2 separate regions of the Homo sapiens genome follow, and region 2 is linked to region 1. Evidence: chromatin loops called from intact Hi-C (ENCODE). Cell type or tissue: Caco-2. All regions are shown on one strand. Each heading gives the region's core, and the rest is flanking DNA. Links, peaks and the distances in the headings are about the cores only. Region 1 holds the start of KCNH6 (potassium voltage-gated channel subfamily H member 6). Region 2 overlaps DCAF7 (DDB1 and CUL4 associated factor 7).

Region 1 (10,904 bases), core at 1,304-9,303:
CATTTTGTGAGCCGTGGGCAGAGGAAAGGTTTCTGAGTAAGGAGGATATCATGACCTTTGCAGATGATGAAATAGCAGCAGAGCCGAATATGGTTTGTGGAGGGGAGAGGGGATGTGAGTGCTTGCAGGGGGAAAAGAGAAAGATTCTTGGCTGCTCTTTTGCCTAATTGATCTTAAAACTTGGTTTTGCTACTTTTGATTCATCCTCCTAAATGTGATGGCCCTGAGTCAGGCTCTGGGCTGCTTCTGTTGGGAATGGAGGGTTGAATTGGGCCTGGTCAAAGTTCTCAAAGTCACCCAGCTTCACCCCACCAGCCATGGTGCGCCTGACCTTGTCCATGGGGTGTGTTGTTGTCACTTTGGAGTTGAAAGCTCCAGGCAGCATCTAGTTGTCATCTCTGCTGCTCTCTGGTCTCATGTCCTGTCCACATGGGCTGTTGGCTGCCCTTTGGTCAAACATCTTGTCCCACCCAGCCTGAAGGACTGTTTCTAAATGGGTAGATTCTCAATGGTTGAAGCTTTTCCCCTACTAGGTTCTTCCTCTTACTCAGGAGCCAGCATCAGAACCTCTTACCTAGAGTTAGTTGTGGTTTTTCTTCTCCAGTGGTATCTGCCAAGGCCCCACTGACCTTTGGTTTCCCTAACTCTTTCTTTTCCAGTTGTTTATTAAGTGATGCGCATAAGCCTTTGCAAGCTACAAACCCTCCTTCATCATTGTGGGACTTAGTCCTCATCACAATGAGGGCAGGTATTCATGGCTCCCATTTTACTGATGAGGAAACTGAGGCCGAGAGAGGCTAAGTTGTCTGCTTAAGGTTATGCAGTCCATAAGTAGCACTGCTAGGTCAGGTTTAAGCCTGGGCCCTGTTAGTCTAGACTCTAGATCGTGACCTCTGGGCCTCTGGGTCCCAAGTCTGTCCTGAGAGTTGGATCAAGGAACAACAGGTTGTGAAGGATAAACATCTGCCCACCACTGCCTCTCCTGGGGACTCTGGAGTGGAGAAGCCTGGAGCCCTGGCTTCAGCACACCTTATACTCCCATTGTGAGCCCAAGGGACCTAGCATAAAGTTCAACCACCTGCCCCTAAGGACCGGGTGTGCCGTGAAACACAGCTGACATTTGTGCAGCACTACAGGTGGTGTGCGGAGCACCTCCCATGCTCATGATGTTTCTAATCCTCCCAAACCCTCCCTGAAACCAGAAAGGGGTGAAGAGCTGCCACTATCTACCAACACCGAGCACCTCACGGGAAACAGTGTCTCAGGACTTTATGCCTATTTGAGTCCAGGAGAATAATAATCATCACAGTATTACCAGTAGTACTAGGAATCATCATCATCATCAGTAGTTAACGTGTATTGCCTGCATGCTATGCTCCCAGCACCGTGTTTATTTAATCATTACAATGGCTCTTCGAGGTAGATACCATTATCATCTCCGTTTTATGGATATGGAAACTGAGGCTCAGAAAGGTTACTTGCCCAAGGCCCCACAGCTACTAAATGGCAGAGCTGAGATTCAAACCCAGATTAATCTTCTTTCAAACTTGTGATTGTATCCACTATGCCAAGCTCTGCGGGAAAGTTCTGGCTGGCCAATCGCTGGGGCTGGGATTGGGTGCACTGGGGGTCTCAGCTGCACCAGCTGATGCCCTCACACAGCCTCACAGCTGCACCCACTCCCCTAGGGATGCTCTAAAGCTGGGCTCAAGCAAGCCCTGGCCAGAGGTCCTAAAGATGCTGACTGGGGAGTCTGAGGTGTCTACAAATGTCTTCATGACCTACTTCAAACCCCTACTGACCTGGCTGGTGACAGAACATGCAGCAAGGGGACATCTTAGGCTGGCCAGACTTCAGCTGTTCCTTTGAAGGTTTGATAATCTGACCCTGGTTCCAGCTCTGGGCCAGCCCCAGGCTCCACCTTACCCTGCTCTGTCCTAGTACCTACCCCTACCCAGCCTTAACCCCTGGCTCATTCATGACCTGGCTTGAATCAACAGCACTGCTGCTGTGGGACCCTGTCTGTACCAGGCCTGATGCAGCTTCAGCCAAGACCACCGCTCCCACCACAGCCCCTGGCTCAGTTGCTTCCTTGCACACTGTCCAGCTAGGTTGCCAGGCTGACATCTGAGCAAAGGATCAGCATCTTGCCTCTGGTCCCTTGCATGCAGGGGCATGTAGTCCAATCAGATCTCCTCTGACAGCCACAGGAGACCCCAGGGGTCCCTCTCCAGTTCTACCCACCCTATGAGACTCCTATGTCTTCCACAGAAAAAGACACAGACAAAGTGACATTCCTGAGTCTGAAGCTGGACCCCAACCAGGCTAAATTTGGGTACTGGGTGCTGTTGGCCCTGGGCTTTGTCATGTCTCTGGTGGTGCTGGGGCTGGCCTGCAGGCTGCAGTCCCTGGAAAAACAGTCACTGACTCAAGACACTGAGATATTCAGCCCACTGCCCAATGCCTGCTTCCTGGGCATAGCCATGGAACCCTGCCAGGCTGCTAAAGGACAGTGGATGCTGCTGGGCCTCTGCCTTGTCCTGATGCTGTGCTCAATCAGCCTGGCCATCTGGATTTTCACACAGTAAAGCAGGAAGCCTCCAAGGGTAAGAGCTGAATGGTGAAGTTGGGACTAGACACCAGTGAACTGGTGAGGCTGGGGGGCAGGAGGAGGGAGGCTGAGCCAGAGAGTTGGGGGGCAGAGGAGGGGACAGCCTGCATGCATAGTGCCCAATTATAATTGGGTTCAGCTGTGGCAGATCTGGGTACATGTGATATTGTAATTGTGTGTTTGCAAACTCATGTATGTGAGGCTGTGTGCACAAACAACTGGCTCTATGTGATTCTATGTGTGTCCTGGGTTTCAGGCCAAACTCCTTCCCCTGGTGGCTCAGGACCTAAGGTTTTATTGACCCAGTGGCTGTGTCCCTGCAAACCAGCCCCCACCCCAAGTCATGCCCAGAATTGGTTCTGCACACAGCCTTGTTTTTTTCAGTAACCCGGCTATGGGACTGCAGTGCCCAAGGAATTTCTGCTCTGGTTAGAAAAAGGACTCTGCTTCAGTCCACTTCTGCTCTGGTTAGAAAAAGGACTCTGCTTCAGTCCACAGTACATAAAATGTACTCAGGTAGGACAGGACATTCCTTTACGAATCACCAGTGCCCAGTTTATGAGCACTGTGCTTTTATACCAACCAGCACATCTTTCTGCTAATCCTTGGGCCAGCCCTGTGTTGGACTACATAATCCAGCCCCCAAAAGCTCTTTGTTGACCAGTTGAGATGTAAGTAGCCTCACAAACTGCCCCATGGCTCTCTCTGCCCCAGCCCAAGCCCTTCCAAATGGAGACAGTGGGTTGCTGGGCATTGAGCCAGGCTTGATTAATGATTGACTTCTTTAATATTTAAACAAAGCTCATCTCCAACCACTCTGCTCTGGAGATGGCCTTGTTCAACACACACACACCTGCTGCCTGGCCCGTTGCCCTGGGGAGCGAGCATAGGACAAACAGCACCTTTTCAGGCTCAGTGGGGGATGGGGAGGACAGGAAGGAGGGAACTGTAGGAGAATACTTGGGAAATTAGTGCTCTAGAAACAAGCCTGGGGAAAGAACGGGAAGGCCTCTGCCTCTGCCTTTCCTAGTTCATTATCCTCAGCCTGGGTCTGCCTGCCATGAGGATCCTACATTCAATATTGGGGATTCAGAGCGTCTGGATGGAGGTTGCATGGGCTCCTGGGGAGGCTGGGAGTCAGTGTCTGTCAGAGAATAGGGAAAACTTGAGGGGAAAGGGCATTATAGCCAGTAACTACAGAGAAGGGGTACCCCGGCTGCAACTGAGCTGGTGGGAGGGTGGCCAAAAGAGGAGACCAGGTCTCTCTGAATTAAGAATCTGAGCCCCAAACTCAGGTGTTCAGGGGACAGAGATACTAGGCTGAGATCTCCATGGACCCTGCCCCTGTCCAGGTTTCAAAAGGTCTTTCTGAGATCTGGCTGAGCCCAAGCACTTGCTCCAGCCCCAGGCTCCACAGCACCCTTGTTTGATGACTCTGTCCCTGCTCTTACTTTTCTGTGCCATAATGTCCTTATTTGTCCCTATTACTAGCTATCAGCTCTATAAGAGCTGGATGCACATCAGGAGTGTGCCCCTCTGTAACAACTCTAGTCAGCACAGGCCATGGTGCACAAAAGGGACTTGGAAAATGATGGAATGAGTAAGTGAATGAATGAATGAATGAATGTCCCACTGCCCAAGTCCCTCCTCAGAGCTCAGCACCCCATGTACTGAGCTCATGAGAAATAGCCCCTTCTTTTCCTCCACAGCCAGCCTGTCCAACAGAGGGGCAGCCAGGACATCTCTGCCCTCTTCTCATCCCCCAGCCACAGTGGCCAAAGAGGCCCCCACTAGGCACTGTGGCTCTGCATGACAAACACACATCCAGCCCAGGACTCTAAGCCTCTCACCTGGACTCCAGTAAAAACCTTGCTGAGCCTCCTTGTCTATCCTTCCTCCCCCACCCACCATTGTAAAGTTTATGTCACCAGAATATTTCTTTCATGTCTAATTGCTTAAGAACTTGGTTGTTCATCAATTAAATCTAGATGTTCAAAATGGCATCTGAGGGTCTTTATTAATTACCTCCTTCCTCCAAACTCACCTCTCCCACACCCCCTTGTTCCCCCCACCCCAGCCCCTCTGCACTGACATCACCTTTGGCCTTTGCCTAAGGTGCATGCCCCATTTGAATGCTTGCCCTCCAAGATCAGGCTCAAAATTGCTCACCAAACCCTCTGCAGCACTACAAGCCCACCCAGATGCTCAGTGAACAGTAGTCCCCTTCTCCCCTTCCTCTCCAGGAAGCCTCTTTCAATAAACCTATTCCCACCCCCATTTGCTTTTTCTAGTGTGTTCATTTTCAGTCAGTACTCAGTACTCAGACACTTTTATCAGTGGTCACTTGCTAATAGGTGGTTTTAAATCTGTTCTCCTTCCAAGATGTACCTGTATGCTAAGAGCTCTCAGGCCTCTGAAGAAGGCATCTTATTGCATACTTCTTTCTTTCTTTCTTTTTATTTTCAGATGGAGTCTCGCGTCTCGCTCTGTCTACCAGGCTGGAGTACAGTGGCGCAATCTCGGCTCACTGCAACCTCCGCCTCCCGGGTACAAGCGATTCTCCCACTTCAGCCTCCCAAGTAGCTGGGATTATAGGTTTGCGCCACCACTCAGCTAATTTTTGTTTTTTCAGTAGAGACAGGGCTTCGCCATGTTGGCCAGGCTGGTCTCAAACTCCTGACCTCAGGTAATCTGCCCACCTCTGCCTCCCAAAGTGCTGGGATTACAGGCGTGAGCCACCGCGCCTGGCCCTTATTGCATATTTCTTGCACGTCTTCATGTGTACTCCTACCCCCTCCTCTCAGGACCAGGCCCTGGCTGGACTTGGCGGCAGGAGCTCTGCATGGGACCTAGGTCTCAGCTGAGCTGGAGATCACTTGCTATAAGAGCAGGCCAGAGGCCTAATGGTATCATTGCCAGGGTCGGGCCCAGTGGTCAGACCCGGAAGAAAGCTTTCAGCCAAAGACCACCTGAGGCCCCTAACAACCCCATCTGTAGCCCCCCTCCTGCCTGGGAAACTCCCTGCACTGGGAGGGGAGACTGCCCTTTGGTACTGGGAGGGAATCGGAGAGGTGCTGAGGCCATTGGCCCTTAGGACAGGAACAGAAGCAGCTCCTCAGAGAACACCTGCCCTATTCCAGGGCCAGGACCCCAGCCCCGCCCCGCCCCGCCCCGCCCCGCCCCGTAGGATGCAAGGCCCCGCCCCAGCCCCGTCGGGTCCCAGAGAAACTGCCCCGCCCAGCGGCCCCCTCCCCGCCGCCGGCGCGCGGCTTCTTTCAGCACCAAGGCGTGGACAGCTCCCGGGCCGGCGCAGAGGAGAGGAGGCCAGGAGGGCGCGGGCCAGGGAGGCGAGGGGAGGGCAGGGGAGCGCAGGAAAGGAAAGGAGAGGTGGGGCAGGGGTGGGGAGGGGAGGGCAGACGCAGGCTGGCGGGCGGGGCGCGGAGCCCGGCGGCCCTCCCCGGGGGCGGCGCCCACCGGAGCCGGACGCTGCTGAGCCCGAGGACAGACGGAGACGCCGGGAGCCAGTGGCGCCTGTGGCTCCGGGCAGGGGCCGCGGCCGAAAGATGCCGGTCCGCAGGGGCCACGTCGCTCCCCAAAACACTTACCTGGACACCATCATCCGCAAGTTCGAGGGCCAAAGTGAGTGTGTGTATGTTGGGGCGGGGGGACGATCTGGAGTCCTGGTTCCGTGAAAGGGGGGGCTGGACCCCTTTACTAACTTCTAACCGGGCAAGGTGGTGAGTGCCGGGTGCTGAATGAAAAATCCTTCTTTTGATGTCCCCAACACCTTCTCCTCCAGGGGGACCCGCTTGCCTTAAATGCTGTCCTCTTTTCTGGAACACAAGGAGCAGCGTGCAGGCCTTCCCTCCCTACTGCCAGCTGTTTCCTTGGTGCCCCAAGTTCGAACCTCCCCTTCCAGCCACTGCCTGCCCCCTCATCCGCGTCCTCCAGAGGCTTCTCTGAGTCCTTCTTTTCCTTCCTTTTCATATCCTGGTTCTGGTCTTCCCAGGAGCTTTCCCAGGCCTGACCCCCATCTGGTCACATCCCTGCCTCCCTTCCCCACACTTTTCCTGTTTCCAGGAGGCCTTGGGCCTTCCTTCCACCTCAAGACCCTCACTGCCCTAGTCTTCCCACAATCCCCAGGCCTGACTCCCTCCCTCATTCCGGTCACTGCCCTGCTCCTCTGCCTAAATTCCCCTTACTGCCACCAAGAGTCCTTATGATCTTTCCCTCCCAGCCGCTGGATCCTGGCTCCCATGGACTTTTTGCCTCCCACCTCCCACCCCAGGTCGGAAGTTCCTGATTGCCAATGCTCAGATGGAGAACTGCGCCATCATTTACTGCAACGACGGCTTCTGCGAACTCTTCGGCTACTCCCGAGTGGAGGTGATGCAGCAACCCTGCACCTGCGACTTCCTCACAGGCCCCAACACACCAAGCAGCGCCGTGTCCCGCCTAGCGCAGGCCCTGCTGGGGGCTGAGGAGTGCAAGGTGGACATCCTCTACTACCGCAAGGATGGTGAGGCATACTCAGGCCAGAGGCTTTGCAGGGCAGGCTTGGCCCTCTGTCTTGTCCAGCCAGGGTGGCCTTGGGGAAGGCACTGACCCAGGGTCCAAAGGGCCTGAACAAACCCTGTTTCTTCTAGGGGCCTTGGTTCCTCCACAGGCATTGGATATGATGCCTTCTGAGGTCCTTTGCAGGAGCTAGGGATCAGGCTGGGCCACCCACTGGTTCTGGCCTGGGGCAGGGCCTCCTGCTCTGCCATCCCTCTGCTGTGTCCCTGGTCTCCTGGCTCTCCACTATCTTACTGTCAGCCCCAGCGGTCAGGCAGCTGGGATGGAAATTAACCTTCCCTCCTCTCCGTCTGCTCCAAGGATTAGAGGAGGAGTCACCTCCTGAAGACCTCTGTGGCCAGGCAAGGCATGGGGGCTTTTGGCTGGCAAAGTGGGGTGGGCCTGCCTTATCCAGTCTCAGCTCTTTGGGGAGACAGGGTCTGGAGTTTTCCCTGACCAAGAAGCTCATTCAGATGGAGTTTGGGTTGTTACTGCCAGCTGGAGCATACTGCAAGCAGAACAGAAGCGTAAGTCAGGAGCTGAAGACAGATCTCAGCAGCCCTTGGAAATCCTCCCCCACCCCCCAGGACCACAGGGTCCTCACTGGACCTGGCAGCATGGGTGGGAACGAGGAAAAGAGCCTGAATGTCCTGGGAAATCTCTTGAATCAATGGCCCCCAACCTGGTTCTGCATCAGAATTACCCAGAGCATGTTTTCCAAAACATGCTTTCTCTACAGAGAGGCTGACTCAGAAGGTGTGAGATGAGGCCAAGCGGGTGTATTTGGAAATATCTCCCTGGTGGTTCTGATGTCCTGCTTACTTTAGGAACCACTGGCTTAGGTAAATCCCTTCATTTCATAGATGTGGAAGGGATTTGCCCAAGATCCCACTGCTAGAGTCCAACCTGGGACTGGAACCCAAGTCTCTGGATTCCTCCCTCGGAGATTTCTTTTGAGTAATCCCAAGAGGAGAGAAAGGACCCCAGCTGCCTTTGTGTTTACAGGCAGGATTTCTGGGGAAGGAGGTGCTCAGGGGAGAGAAGTCCCCAGGGAAGGCAGGCATGAGGCCACCTGAGTGGAGATAAAGAATGGATGTCTCTGGATCGGGACCGAGGAGTGCTGAGAGACCAGGTTTCAGGGGCCTGGAGTGTGTGAAACATGAGCATGTGTGTGCTTGCATGTGTGTGCCTCTGTGTGTGAGTGTGTGCTTGCAAGTTCACGCCTGTGTGTGTGTGTTTGCAGGCTTCTCAGAGTTACAGCTTCTCGGGTAGGTCCTGGTTGTTCCTGCTGCTGCCACTTGAGTGAGTGGCAGTGGGAAGTGCAACAGGCAGCGGCAGCCAGGAAGGGACTGGGAAGAATCTGGCTTAGTGTGGCAGTACTCACAGGGTTAATGAACTCAGAATATTTTTAAAAGCTGTGACCTCACCTCCTCACATCATTGCAGAGGAGAGGTGGCAGTCAGGGGAGTGAGAAGGGTCCTGGGGAACAGGATGGGACAGCAGGAAATGGGGGTTACAGCAGGTCCTTTCTTTTCCTCTCCTTGACACTAGAGCTATACCTGATCCCAGATTCCTAGGGATGTCAGGTGATGGCTCTTGAGGTCCCCTCAGCACCCTGAAGGTGTCTGGGCAGAGGGCAGAAGTCAAAGCCTGGCCTTGGCCCCCTGAGATCAGGACTCAGATCAGAATCCTGTGGGAGTCCTCAGGTCTCAGAAGGGAACCTAGGAACCTTGTCTTGGGGGCTGACCCTCGGTGAAAATGGGAAATTGCCCACATACCTGGTGCCCCATAAGTCCCAATCTACTCCCATCCCACCCTCGGCCCTTCCCTATCTTATTGCCCAAGGCTTTGATTTACCTGGACCTTCCTGAAATTGTCCTGAAACCCAGAAAGGGGAGCTTCCTGGCCTGCATTACACTAAGGGAAGGATATTGTGCTCAGATAACTGATGTTCACCTTAAGGTCCACTCTGACCTCATATAATCCTTTTTTTTTTTTTTTTTTTGAGACAGGGTCTTGCTCTGTCACGCAGGCTGGCAAGAACATAGCTCACTGCAGCCTCCCATCCCAGCCTCCTGAGTAGCTGAGACTACAGGCGCGCACCCTCACACCCGACTAATTTTTTAATTTTTTGTAGGGATGGGGGTCTCACTATGTTGCCCAGGCTGGCACATGATCCATTTTTGACCATATTCATGTACACTTACAGTCCTGCTGAGGGGCATCCTAATGGTGATTTCTTTCCTCCTCGGGTCAGTACCTCCCTTCCCCCCAACCCCCAACTCCAGGGAGGTGGGAAGGGGTCCTGAGCAGATCTCTAGCTGATTTATGTATAATCCTCTTTTCCTCTAAAGGGGTAATCCACTGAAAATTCTCGAAGTCAAAGTGGAGGGTTTGTGTTCACATAGCTCCACGTTGTGCAGCTACAGACATTTGGGCTCAAAGAGGCCAGGGCACTTGGCAAAAATACCCCGGGAGACATCTCAGAGACCCCTGGGAAACTGGCTCTTCCTCTATTTGCCTTTGCTAGGAGTGGTGAGAACCTAACAGATAAGGAGGAATGGGGATGTGGCAGGACTAGAACTGGTGAGAGTTTGGCAGGAAGAAAGGAGAGCACTCAGATCCCCCCACTGTCACCCACGCCTGCCCCGCACTGGCACCTGCCCGGGAGCCCACCCCAGCCTGCCTTTCCTGGGTCCTCTTCTCTGAGGATCCCGAACCAGAGAGTCCCCTAATCCCCAAGCCAGATCAGAGGAGTCCTGGGACTTCTCCAGTCCTCAGCTCTTGATGAGGAGGATGGGACAAGGGGCTGCTGTCTGCCCCCACCCTCCTCCCATGTTTACCATATGCACATCTGTGAATGCCAGGAGGACCAAGCTAGGAGGCAGCATGCAGCGGCCACCCTCTCAGTGGCAGCTTTTTGGCTTTTTGTAGCACCAGCCTCTCCCTGGGGACTCACCACAGTGCTGGATGGGGTGTGCATCGGGAGACAGAGGTGAAGACAACAAGGAGGTTGTGAGTGCTGGGAAACTGAACGAAGGAGCACATTCAAGAGGGAGAGAAGAGGAGAGAGAATTGGGGTCTCCCAGGGGAGAGAAGTGGGGTGCCTTTGCTAAGAAAAGTAAGAACCTAGCATATAAGAAGGAATGGGAATTCCCAGGGGGCAGACAAACCTGCTGCCCTTGGTCAGAAAGGTGGGTGCTGGGAGGAGCTCCTGCAAGGAAGAAGCAGGCAGAGACTGTGGCTCCTCCTCCAGGGCCCTGGTGAGGGCACAGGAACACCATCCCTCCTGGGCATAACCTGAGATGGTACAGTTACCCACTTTTGGTCACCTAGATGTGGGCTTTTGTTGTGTGGGGGCTCTGAGCCACGGGTAAGCAAGGACAACCTGGGGCAGGGGGAGAGAGAATGCTCTGGACTCTTCCAAATCCTCCTAGCCTCCTGTCTGCCTACCCAACAGGCCACAGGCATGGGGGCAGGGCATGGGGTACCACGCACTGGCACCCCACCCCAGCCCCAGACCTCACTGCTATAACGGGCTGGTCTTTGGTCCATTCCCAGCCGCAGTTTTCCAATTGCATCAATTTTCCAGTAACATCAATTGCTGGGTGCAGCCACGCCAAGACTGTGTATTGACAGCCCCCAGCAGCTTAGAGAGCCCTGGAGGCCTTCTGCCCCTCTGCCCAGCTCTGCCCTCTCCCTGCCCCCTGCCAGGACAGATCTCTGCAGTGCCAGAGAG
Region 2 (10,904 bases), core at 1,170-9,169, 51 kb after region 1:
TTATAGTCATGAGCCACCGCACCCAGCCTGGCATCCTTCTTAAATATAGCATGTACCCTGAAATTTTACCCTGATTTTGTTTTGTTATTGTTTTTGTTTTTTGAGATGGAGTCTCGCTCTGTTGCCCAGGCTGGAGTGCAGTGGCGTGATCTCAGCTCACCATAACCTCCACCTCCTGGGTTCAAGCGATTCTCCTGCCTCAGCCTCCCAAGTAGCTGGGACTACAGGCATGCACCACCTCACCCAGCTAATTTTTGTATTTTTAGTAGAGCCAGGCTGGCCTCGAACTCCTGACCTCAAGTGATCCACCCGCCTCAGCCTCCCAAAGTGCTGGGATTACAAGAGTGAGCCACCGTGCCCAGGTCTGATTTCGGATGTAGAAAGATACATGGTAGAATTGGGCATGCCCTAAGATATTCCAGAGAAGCTTTGCATTTTATTCGGGGTACTATATGTAGAAAGTTCTTAGTCTTTGCTTTGGTTATCAGTTATATTAGGTTAGTGCAAAGGTAATTTGCAGTTTTGGCCATCACTTATGATGGCAAAAAAACACAATTACCTTTGCACCAACCTAACATTAAACTCAGGCGCTTTAAATTTTACACTGAAATACGTTGAAAGCTAGCTTAGTTGATCTCTGTCATTAACAGAAACCATCTCTGTTTTTGTTATTTTCTTGGCTTGATTTAACGTTCGTTGCTCGCAAGAAACAGAAACCCACTCAAGGTAGTTGAAGGAAAGGGAGGTTTTCATTCAAGGGAGTTGGAGAATCGGAAGGCAAGAATGAGCCTCAGGCCTCTCATGGGACTGGACCCGGCCAGTGGAAAGCTGTTGTCTCACACCCTGCCCCACCTCACAATACATGTCTCTTTTCTGCCTCTTTCCTTGCATGCTTGTCATTCTCACTCGCTATGTATGCCAGCTTTCCCTGCAGCTCCATGCACGCTGCGTCTGTGGCCCTTTCCTGCCTTTTGCCTTCCAGGCTAAAACTAGATAGCTTTTGGGTCTTAATTCCAAATGCTTAGGAGTGAATCGGTTAGCTCAGAAGTCCAACCAGTTCAAACACCTGTGTCAATCTAGCACATTAATTCTCAACCTTGGCTATTATTTGATGTCACTGGGAGCTTTAATAGATACCAAAGCCTGTGTCCCATTACCAGAAATTCTGGTTTTAGTGGTCTGGGATGTTACTAAACCTAATTTGTTGGGATATGTTTAAGTTCCCAGAGGATTCTAACATAGAGCTGTGGTCCATGGTTAAGAAGCACTGATCTAGGAGAGAAGAGGGTCATCTTATAGGCGTGGAATGCTCAGATAGTGGGGTCTTGGCCTAGGTAGATTATTCTCCCAAAGATGTCCTCTAGGGTGTCCCCATTTTTGGCTTTAACCTACCAGTCCTCTTTCTTATAGGGTGTGTTGGAATAACCTATGGAGCTCTACTTTAAGGAAAAAAAAAAAAAAAAGCTCATGCCCAGACCTAGTAAATCAGAACCTTCAGAGGGTGGGGACCAAGCAGGCATAGTTTTTAAGCTGCCCTGCAAATTCCAACAGTACCACCAGGCCTGATCTCCAGGCCGTGCACTCTCACATAGCAGCACCATCCACAGTCATGGCTTCATATATACCACTTTGGTGGTTTTTTGTTTTTGTTTTTGTTTTTGTTTAATTCTAAGGTGTCTCAAATCTTGGTCAGATATTTAGGAGCCAATACTATCTGACCTCTGAGTAACAAATGTACCTTTTTATTTTTAAATAGTCTAGATGTCTTTTTGTTTTTGTTTCTGTCTTTGTTTTGAGATGGAGTGTCACTCTGTTGCTCAGGGTGGGGTGCAGTAGTACAATCTTGGCTCACTGCAAATTCTGCCTCCCGGGTTCAAGTGATTCTCCTGCCTCAGCCTTCTGAGAAGCTGGGATTACAGGTGTGCACCACCACGCTTTGCTAATCTTTGTATTTTTTGTAGAGACGGGCTTTCGCCATGTTGGCCAGGCTGGTCTTGAACTTCTGACCTCAGGTAAGCTGCCTGCCTCAACCTCCCAAAGTGCTGGGATTACAGGTGTGAGCCACCACACCCGGTCTAGATGTCTTTTTCCAAGTACTTTGGTAAGAGAAACTGGGAAGCACCAGCTATGTCAAGTGTGTGTACTACAGTGGGTTAAACATTACTGGTGGGGAGGGTGATTCATTACAGGGATGTTGGTCACATCAGCCTAACAGCTGACAGAAATGATAGGAAAGGCAAGGCGTGATGGCTCACACCTCTAATCCCAGCACTTTGGGAGGCCAATGCAGGCAGATTGCTTGAGCTCAGGAGTTCCAGACCAGCCTGGGCAACGCAGCAAAACCCCGTCTCTACAAAATATGGAAAAATTAGCCAGGCGTGGTGGTATGCACCTGTAATCCCAGCTACTCGGGAGGCTGAGGCACAAGAATCGCTTGAACCTGGGAAGCGGAGGTTGCAGTGAGCTGAGATTGCGCCACTGCACTCCAGCCTGGGCAACAGTGAGACTCCGTCTCAAAAAAAAAGAAAAAAAAAGATAGGAAAAATGTTTATTATATTCTTTGCCTCCTAGATACTGGTCCTCTCATATATATCCTTGATAGGGAAGCCTCCTCTTCCCTTGTGAGGGAGGGTGTAGGGAAACAGGCATTTGCATAGTTAGGTGGTAAGAGTGTAAATTGCAAGGCAAGTCAGAAAGTAGTGCTCTGCTCTATAGAGCACTATAACTTACTAGTGCAGAAAAACATTATTAGGATATATATTGAGGCATTGTTTTTCATAGGGAAAATGGGAATTAGTCTAACTGTCTTTTGGGATTAAATACATTGTAATTTGGCTATCTTGTGGAATGCTATACAGTTGTGACAATTAGACAGATTTATTTGTATTGGCACCAGCATGAAAAAGAAAATTGTCATGCAGAATATGATTGGAAAAAATTTTAAAATTTTTTGAAAAGAGAAAAGATGGCCAGGCACGGTGGCTCATGCCTGTAATCCCAGCACTTTGGGAGGCCGAGGCTGGTAGATCACTTGAGGTCAGAAGTTCAAGACCAGCTTGGCCAACATGGCGAAGCCCTGTCTCTACTAAAAATACAAAAATTAGCCAGGTGCGATGGCGGGTGCCTGTAATCCCAGCTACTCAGGAGGCTGAGGCAAGAGAATCACTTGAATCCAGGAAGTGGAGGTTGTAGTGAGCCAAGATCGTGCCACTGCATTGCAGTCTGGGCGAGAAAGTGAGTCTCCGTCTCAAAAAAAAAAAAGAAAAGAAAATTGATATATTGTGTAAAGGAAGTGAGTTGCAGAATAGTATAATTATATTTATGTAAAGAAAATTTGTATCTGTAAATCTGTAGGCAAGATCTGGAAGTAGTTATATCAAACCAAATGGCAATTACTGGTATAGAGGGATGGGGTGGCATTGAAAGAGGGACTTGTACTTTTAATTCTCTATACTTAGTACCTTAATTATTTACAGTTAGTATAAATTACTTCTGTAATGCTTGAAAATACTTAAAAACTATAAAGAACCATGGGAAAAAAGAAAATGAATGGTTATCTTTATGTGGTGGGATTTTAATTTTAATTTTTTGTGTGTGGGGGGGCAGTATTTTTTATAAAGAAGAAGTTTTAATTTTCTAATTGGGGAAAATCATTTTTAAAAATTACGTCAGGACTTGAATTTCATGAGCCTTTTCTGAAAAATGAGGATGGCTTTTTTCTTGAATTCAAATTAAAAATTTAAGTCATTACCTCTTCTGAAAGCATTGATAAGGTCAAGGAAAGATCGAATCTCAGCTATTTCCTGACTTCTCTCTTAGGTTAGGTACTATTTTTCAGAGATTGTCAAACTTTGCTGAAATCACATCACCAGGGGTGATGAATTCCTAAGAATAGAGAGTCCTGGGCCTCACTTGACACTTACTGAATCAGAATCTTAGGCTGGAGTTGAAGGCCTAGGAATGTAAACCTCTTCAGGCAAGTCTGATAGCTAAGTTGGAAAACCATTGCTGTAGGCAGTACAAGCAGAAGTAAGACACAGGCCTATATTTAAGGCATTTACTAAGTGAAATAGCATAAGACAGTAATGTCAGTGCTTTCATGAGGCACTATGGGATTAGTCACCAAACAGATGTTAGAGATAAGCACTGAAAGAAAGAGCACTGGACCAGGAAGACTGTGAATGCCTTATGAAGGAGGCAAGATGTCATAATATTCAAAGCTCATATATTGAGTAAGACAGTTCTATGTAGAGCTGTTACATACAACTCAAGGTAGGTACTGTGAATATCCTCACTTTACAGATTGGGAAACAAGATGAGCAGAGTTAAGTAACATGTCCAAAGTCTTACAGCTAGCAGGTGGTTAAGTGGGGAGCCCTAGAAGCCCAATTCCACTGTGCCGTATTAACATTGGGCAGGATTTGGGTCAGTGGAAAGGATGTATGAGGATTTTACAGGTATAGAGGGAAGTGTAAGGAAAGGGATGGGAAGCAGTGACTAGATAAATGAAGGTGGAATATAAGGTAAGTTAGGGCTGGGTGGTAGAAAGTCTTGTTAGGCTAAGAGGATCCCAAGTGTCAAATGCTCACAAGATTGGATATTTGAAGCTTGGGAGGAAATCTCTGATGACTTGAAAGACATTTTCTCTTCCAGTTGAACTTCACAGTGTTATCTGCAAAGTTAGAGAGGGATTTGGGGTTTCATGCTCCCTGGTGTATCCACAGCACTTAAAACAGTGCCTGACTCCTAAGAGCTGTCTACTAAATACTTCTTGAATGAATATATAAATATCTGGCTCACAATCTACATCAGAGACTTATTCTTTCTTTTTTCTTTGTTTTTCTGAGACAAGGCCTCGCTCTGTTGCCCAGGCTGCAGTGTGGTGGCATGATCTCAGCTCACTGCAACCTCTACCTCCTAGGCTCAAACCATCCTCCCACCTCAGCTTCCCAATTAGCTGGGACTACAGGCATGCGCTACCACACCCGGCTAATTTTTGTATTTTTTGTAGAGATGAAGTTTCACCATGTTGCCCAGTCTAGTCTCGAATTCCTGGGCTCAAGCCATCCACCCTCCTTGGCCTCCCAAAGTGCTGAGACTACAGGTGTGAGCCACCACACCCAGCCTCAGAGGTTTATTCTTTATTCTGCCCAATGAGCCTCAGAATTTAGCCTTTCATGTTTTTGTTGTTGTTGTTGTTGTGTGGGTACATAATAGGTGTATCTATTTTGGTATAGGCATGCAAAACATAATAATCACAACTTGGAAAATTGGGTATCCATTGCCCCAAGCATTTATCCTTTGTGAAAATACAGAACACTTTACAAATTTCCATGTCATCCTTGTGCAGGGACCATGCTAACCTTTGTATAGTTCTGATTTGAGTGTGTGTGCTGCTGAAGCAAGCACTCTCATCTGGGTTTTTTTCCCGTTTCTCCTCCACAAAGGCTGATACCAAAAATTCCACATTTCATCTAGAATCTTCCTTCTTTATGTAATATTTTCTGGCTGGGCGTGGTGGCTTATGCCTGTAATCCCAGCACTTTGGGAGGCCAAGGCGGGTGGATCACCTGAGATCAGGAGCTTGAGAGCAGCCTGACCGACATGGTGAAACCCCATCTCTACGAAAAATACAAAAAAAAAATTAGCAGGGTACAGTGGCATCTGCCTGTAATCCCAGCTACTTGGGAGGCTGAGGCAGGAGAATCGCTTAAACCTGAGAGGCTGAGGTAGCAGTGAACCAAGATTGCGCCATTGCACTCCAGCCTGGGTGACAAGAGTGAAAATCCGTCTCAAAAAAAAAAAAAAAATTATGCAAAGGTGAGAATGTCAACTTTTTAGTTCCATGTAAAAACTGTTCATTTGGTCACAGTCCCTCTTGTGGCCATTCCTGGTTATCCCTTGCCATTCTCACTATCCCTTAATTTTTCCCCTGTTCCCCTCTGGGCTCCCTGCCTCCAGCCACCTCCTTGATCCAGTCTGTCCCGCCCAGCACTACCAGATGTGTGGCCCTCAGAGGCCTTGTAATCATACCACTGTCTTCTCAGACACCTTCATCGGGGGAAGGTGAAGGTTGCTTTTGGTGCCTTCCAGCCTACCCTCAGCACACCTTCCCAGCTGCATCTCCGCTGCACTCCCACGTGGCTCTCTCAAACAGGCCTGCTTGCTGCTATCAAATGGGTCATTTAGTTTGCCACCTTTGTATGTGTGACCCTTCTGTTCTACCTACCTGGGATGCCCTTCCCTTTCCTATTTGCCTACCCAGATCCTTCCTATTCTCCTTTGAAGACTCTGCTCAGATGCTTACTTTTTTCCTCAGGTGCCCCATTTGAATTATTGCTGTTTCCTCTCAATTGTTATCGATTATTATCTGTGTCATAAATAAGAAGCCAATCATGTATTACCTTGTGACATTACTTGCATTGCTATCTTAAGTGTTTTAGGACACTGGGTTTTGTCTCCTTTTACATCTTTATACGTTAACTCCCCTAACAATTATATGATTGTTGAAAGTCTGTGGGTGCTCCATAAAATGAATATTTAGACTTAGTCATATGGATTTTTAAGAGTTAAACATGGATGACAAGATCTATGAATATATGTAGAAAAATCCTTAGGAATCTACAAAAAAGCTACTAAAACTAATAACTAATGTAGCAAAGTTATAGAAGCCAAGATTAATGTACAAAAATCAGTTGTATTTCTATATACAGTACCAATGAACAATTGGAAATGGAATTTAAAACAGTTTCATGGTCAAGCACAGTGGCTCATATGTGTAAGCCCAGCATACTGGGAGGCCAGAGTGGGTGGATCACTTGAGCCCAGGAGTTCAAGACCAGCCTGGGCAACATGGCAAAACCCTGTCTCTACAAAAAATACAAAAATTAGCTGGGTACGGTGGCTTGTACCTGTAGTCCCAGCTACTTGGGAGGCTGAGGTGGTAGGATCAATTGAGCCTAGGAGGTCAAGGCTGTAGTGAGCTGTGATTGAGCCACTACACTCCACCCTGGGTGACAAGCAAGATCCTATCTTAAAAAAAATAAAACACAATTTCATTTATAATAGCATAAAACTTGTGTAGAAATCAAGTTAATGGGCCAGGCGCAGTAGCTCATGCCAATAATCCCAGAACTCTGTCAGGCTGAGATGGGCAGATCACTTGAGGTCAGGAGTTTGAGACCAGCCTGGCCAACATGGTGAAACCCTGTCTCTACTAAAAAATACAAAAAATAAAAATTAAAATTAGCCAGGCGTGGTCACGCACGCCTATAATTCCAGCAACATGGGAGGCTGAGGCAGGAGAATTGCTTGAACCTGGGAAACGGAGGTTTCAGTAAGCGGAGATCATGCCCCTACACTCCAGCTGAGGCGACAGAGCGAGACTCAGTCTCAGAAAAAGAAATAAAGAAATAAAATTAATGAAAGAATCATAAGAAGTACACTGAAAACTTTAAAACATTGCTGAAAGAAATTAAGGCAGCCGGGCGTAGTGGTTCACGCCTGTAATATCAGCACCCTGAGAGGGCGAGACAGGCAGATCACTTGAGGCCAGGAGTTAGCGACCAGCCTAGCCGACATGGCAAAACCCCATCTCTACTAAAAATACAAAAATTGCCTGGGCGTGGTGGTGCGCACCTGTAGTCCCAGCTAAGGCATGAGAATCACTTGAACATGGGAGGCAGAGGTTGCAGTGAGCCAAGATCGTGCCACTGCACTCCAGCTTGGGTGCTAGAGCGAGACTCTGTCTGAAAAAAAAGAACTTAAAAAAGGCGTAAATTAATGGAGAAATGTGCTATGTTTATGCGTTGGAAGACTTAATATTGTAAGATGTCAGTTCTCCCCAGACTGCTCAATAGATTCAACACAATCCCAATCAGAATCTCAGCAGGCTTTTTGTAAAATTCGACAAGCTGATTGTAAAATGTACATGGAAAAGCAAAAGTAGAGAATAGCAAAACAATTTTGAAACAGAAGAACAAAGTTGGAGAACTCACTGTCTGATTTTAGAACTTACTAGAAAGCTACTATAATCAAGACAGTTTGCCTACTAGCAGACAGATAGGCAAATAAATAATGGAACAGAATAGAGTCCAGAAATAGATGAATAAATACATGGTCAACTGATTTTCAATAAAGGGGTCAAGGTAATGCAAAGGAGAAAGAATTCTCAACCAATGATGCTGGAAGAGTCAGACGTTCATATGTAAAAAAGCAAACCTTGTTCGGGAGCTGTAGCTCACGCCTGTAATCCTAGCACTTTGGGAGGCCGAGGCGTGTGGATCACCTGAGGTCAAGAGTTCGAGACTAGACTGGCCAAAATGGTGAAGACCCTTCTCTACTAAAAATATTAAAAAATTAGCCGGGCGTAGTGGCACATGCCTGTAGTCCCAGCTACTTAGGAGGCAGAGAGGTAGGAGAATTGCTTGAACCAAGGAGGTGGAGGTTGCCGTAAGCCAAGACTGTGCCCATTGCACTCCAGCCTGGGTGACAAGAGCAAAACTCCGTCTCAAAAGGAAAAACAACAACAAAAAGCAAACCTTGATTCATATCTTGTACCATATAAAAATTTAACTTGAAATGACTCAGAGACCTAAATATGAAGCCTAAAACTAGAAAACTTTTAGAAGAAAACAGGGAAAAATATTTGGGACCTGGGATTAGGCAAAGATTTCTCAACTAGGACATAAAAAATTTTTTGGGTGCGGTGCTTACGCCTGTAATCCCAGCACTTTGGGAGGCCAAGCCAGGAGGATCACTTGAGCCCAGAAGTTCGAGGCCAGCCTGGGCAACATAAGGAGACCCCATCTCTACAAAAAATTTAGAAATTAGCTGGGTGTGGTGGCACATGCCTGTGGTCCCAGCTACTCAGGAGGCTGAAGCTGGAGGATTGCTTAAGCCCAGGAGGTTGAGCCTGCAGTGAACCACGATTGCACCACTGCACTCGAACCAGTGCAACAGAGTGAGACCCTATCTCAACAACCCAAAATTATACTGCCACATTGCACATAATGCAATATTATTCAGCAGTAAGAAAAGAAGCAACTACTGATACACACAAGAACATGGATGAATCTCAAGAGCAGTGTACTGATGAAAGTAGCCAGACACAAAGACTCAAGACCATCTGATTCTATTTATATCGTATTATGGAGAGACAAAACCATAGATCAGTGGCTACTTGGGGTAGGTATGAGGGGTTGACTGCGGAGGAGCCTGGGAGAGCTTTCTGGGTTAATGGAAATGTTTTATATCTTACTGTGGGGGTTATACAACTGTACATTTGCCAAAACTCATTTAACTGTACACTTGAGTGGGTTTTATTATATGCAACTATACCTAACTTTGGGGGGAAAATGTCTGGAAGATACTGGTGTGTCTGAGACTGAGGTCAGAAAGATGAGTAGAAGGAATTTTATTTTGTGTTGTCTGGTTAGTGCTTTTCCCCTTATTGTGGATGTTTACCAAATATCCCCACTATTCCATCTTCCAGTTGGAAGTTCATAAGCAAATGTACAGTTAGTGTCCCATTGAGCCAGATTGAGTTTGACAGCAAAGATTGGAAGTTAATGGTGGGCTAAAATTGACTCTAAGAAAAAGTGATCAGAGCTAGGTGGGACTTTCTCATCAATGGCGCCGACTTTTTTTTTGCCAGTCACAGTGGTTTGGGCTCTCAAACGGTCATTTGACATACCTTTATGTGTAAACATAATGAGCCAGTGTTGAGTTTGGGGTTGGTGAGGGTTGTGCACTATTGGATTTTTAAGTGAGCATTAGTTTGTTTAATGAAATTGCAAAGGGTGTTTCATATTCCTGGCCCCTGAGCACCAAATGTCCTCAGCACTTCAGTCATTGTGGCAGCCAAGAACCACCCCTGGTCATTTTCAAATACCTTAGGGGTTTCAGGGGAAGGTGTGCCTGGCCTGGCAGATAGTGCACTTATGTAGTTGGAGTCAAGAATGCAGACTTGAGTCAGAAAACCTGTAATCTCTGTCTCCTACTGGCTTTGCAGTGTTGAGTGTAACCACCCCTTTGAGTCTGGGTGTCCTTGTCTGCCAGAGGATGGTTGGACTAGATACCCTCTCATGGCAATCGTTTTTGATTCTGCAGTTTAGTGTAGTACAGTGTCAAGACTTCTGTCACTGGCCAGGCATAGTGACTCATGTCTGTAATCCCAGCACTTTTGGGAGGCTGAGGTGGGAGGATCAGTTGAGCCCAGGAGTTCAAGGCCAGCCTGGGCAACATGTGAGGCCTTGTCTCTACAAAAAATGAACAAAATTAGCTGTGTCTGGTGGTGCATGCCTCTAACCCCAGCTACTTGAGAGGCTGAGGTGGAAGGATCACTTGAGACCAGGAGGTGGAGGCTGCACTGAGCTGTGGTTGCACCACTGCACTCCAGCCTGGGCAACAGAGCAAGATCCTGTCTTTAAAACAAAAAACAAACAAAAAAAACCTCTGTCACTGACCAGGGATCTAATGTATTTGCTGTACTGCTCACAAATGCTTATGTGGCTCAACTTTGGTATGTTACAGGTTCAGCTTGTTGGTTTAGATGAGGAGAGTTCAGAGTTTATTTGCAGAAACACCTTTGACCACCCATACCCCACCACAAAGCTCATGTGGATCCCTGACACAAAAGGCGTCTATCCAGACCTACTGGCAACAAGCGGTGACTATCTCCGTGTGTGGAGGGTAAGCGGATGCTTTATTAGCAGCCAGACAAGTGGGCTTTCTCAGCCTCAGCTGTTAGCAGTGAAAAGTCACAGAACAGACAGGGGTCAGAGGCAGCGAGTGTCATTGCAGCACAGGAGAAGCAAGCGAAGCTTAAATGGACTGGCCTCGTTTGGCTCAGCAGATTTTCTAGTATATCAAGTCAAGATTCCATGAAGTCTGGCTGCTGGCTG

What was found. Hi-C counts contacts between places; a loop is a spot of excess contacts. Peaks named below come from ENCODE experiments on the same cell type or tissue, not always from the same donor. Only the 100,000 strongest peaks of a DNase experiment are listed, where the experiment ranks them.
Region 2: it touches region 1 in a loop (6-fold over the local background); 3 of 110 quality-filtered maps call a loop at or near these places.

Annotation. Positions count from the first base shown.
Region 1 is chr17:63,517,240-63,528,143 of GRCh38, forward strand. It overlaps KCNH6 (potassium voltage-gated channel subfamily H member 6), which reads left to right and starts at 6,119. Exons shown (of 13, transcript NM_001278919.2): 1 at 6,119-6,250; 2 at 6,900-7,130. The coding sequence starts at 6,175. It also overlaps the pseudogene ACE3P. RefSeq lists an enhancer at 1-636. In Caco-2, for the core only: no CTCF peak of the experiment used is centred there; a DNase peak (open chromatin) is centred at 5,932; H3K4me3 peaks cover 377 bases.
Region 2 is chr17:63,567,937-63,578,840 of GRCh38, forward strand. It overlaps DCAF7 (DDB1 and CUL4 associated factor 7), which reads left to right. Exons shown (of 7, transcript NM_005828.5): 2 at 10,534-10,692. It also overlaps the pseudogene RNU6-288P. Among named protein-coding and RNA genes, the nearest start is that of DCAF7, 23 kb to the left of the region's middle. In Caco-2, for the core only: no CTCF peak of the experiment used is centred there; no DNase peak of the experiment used is centred there.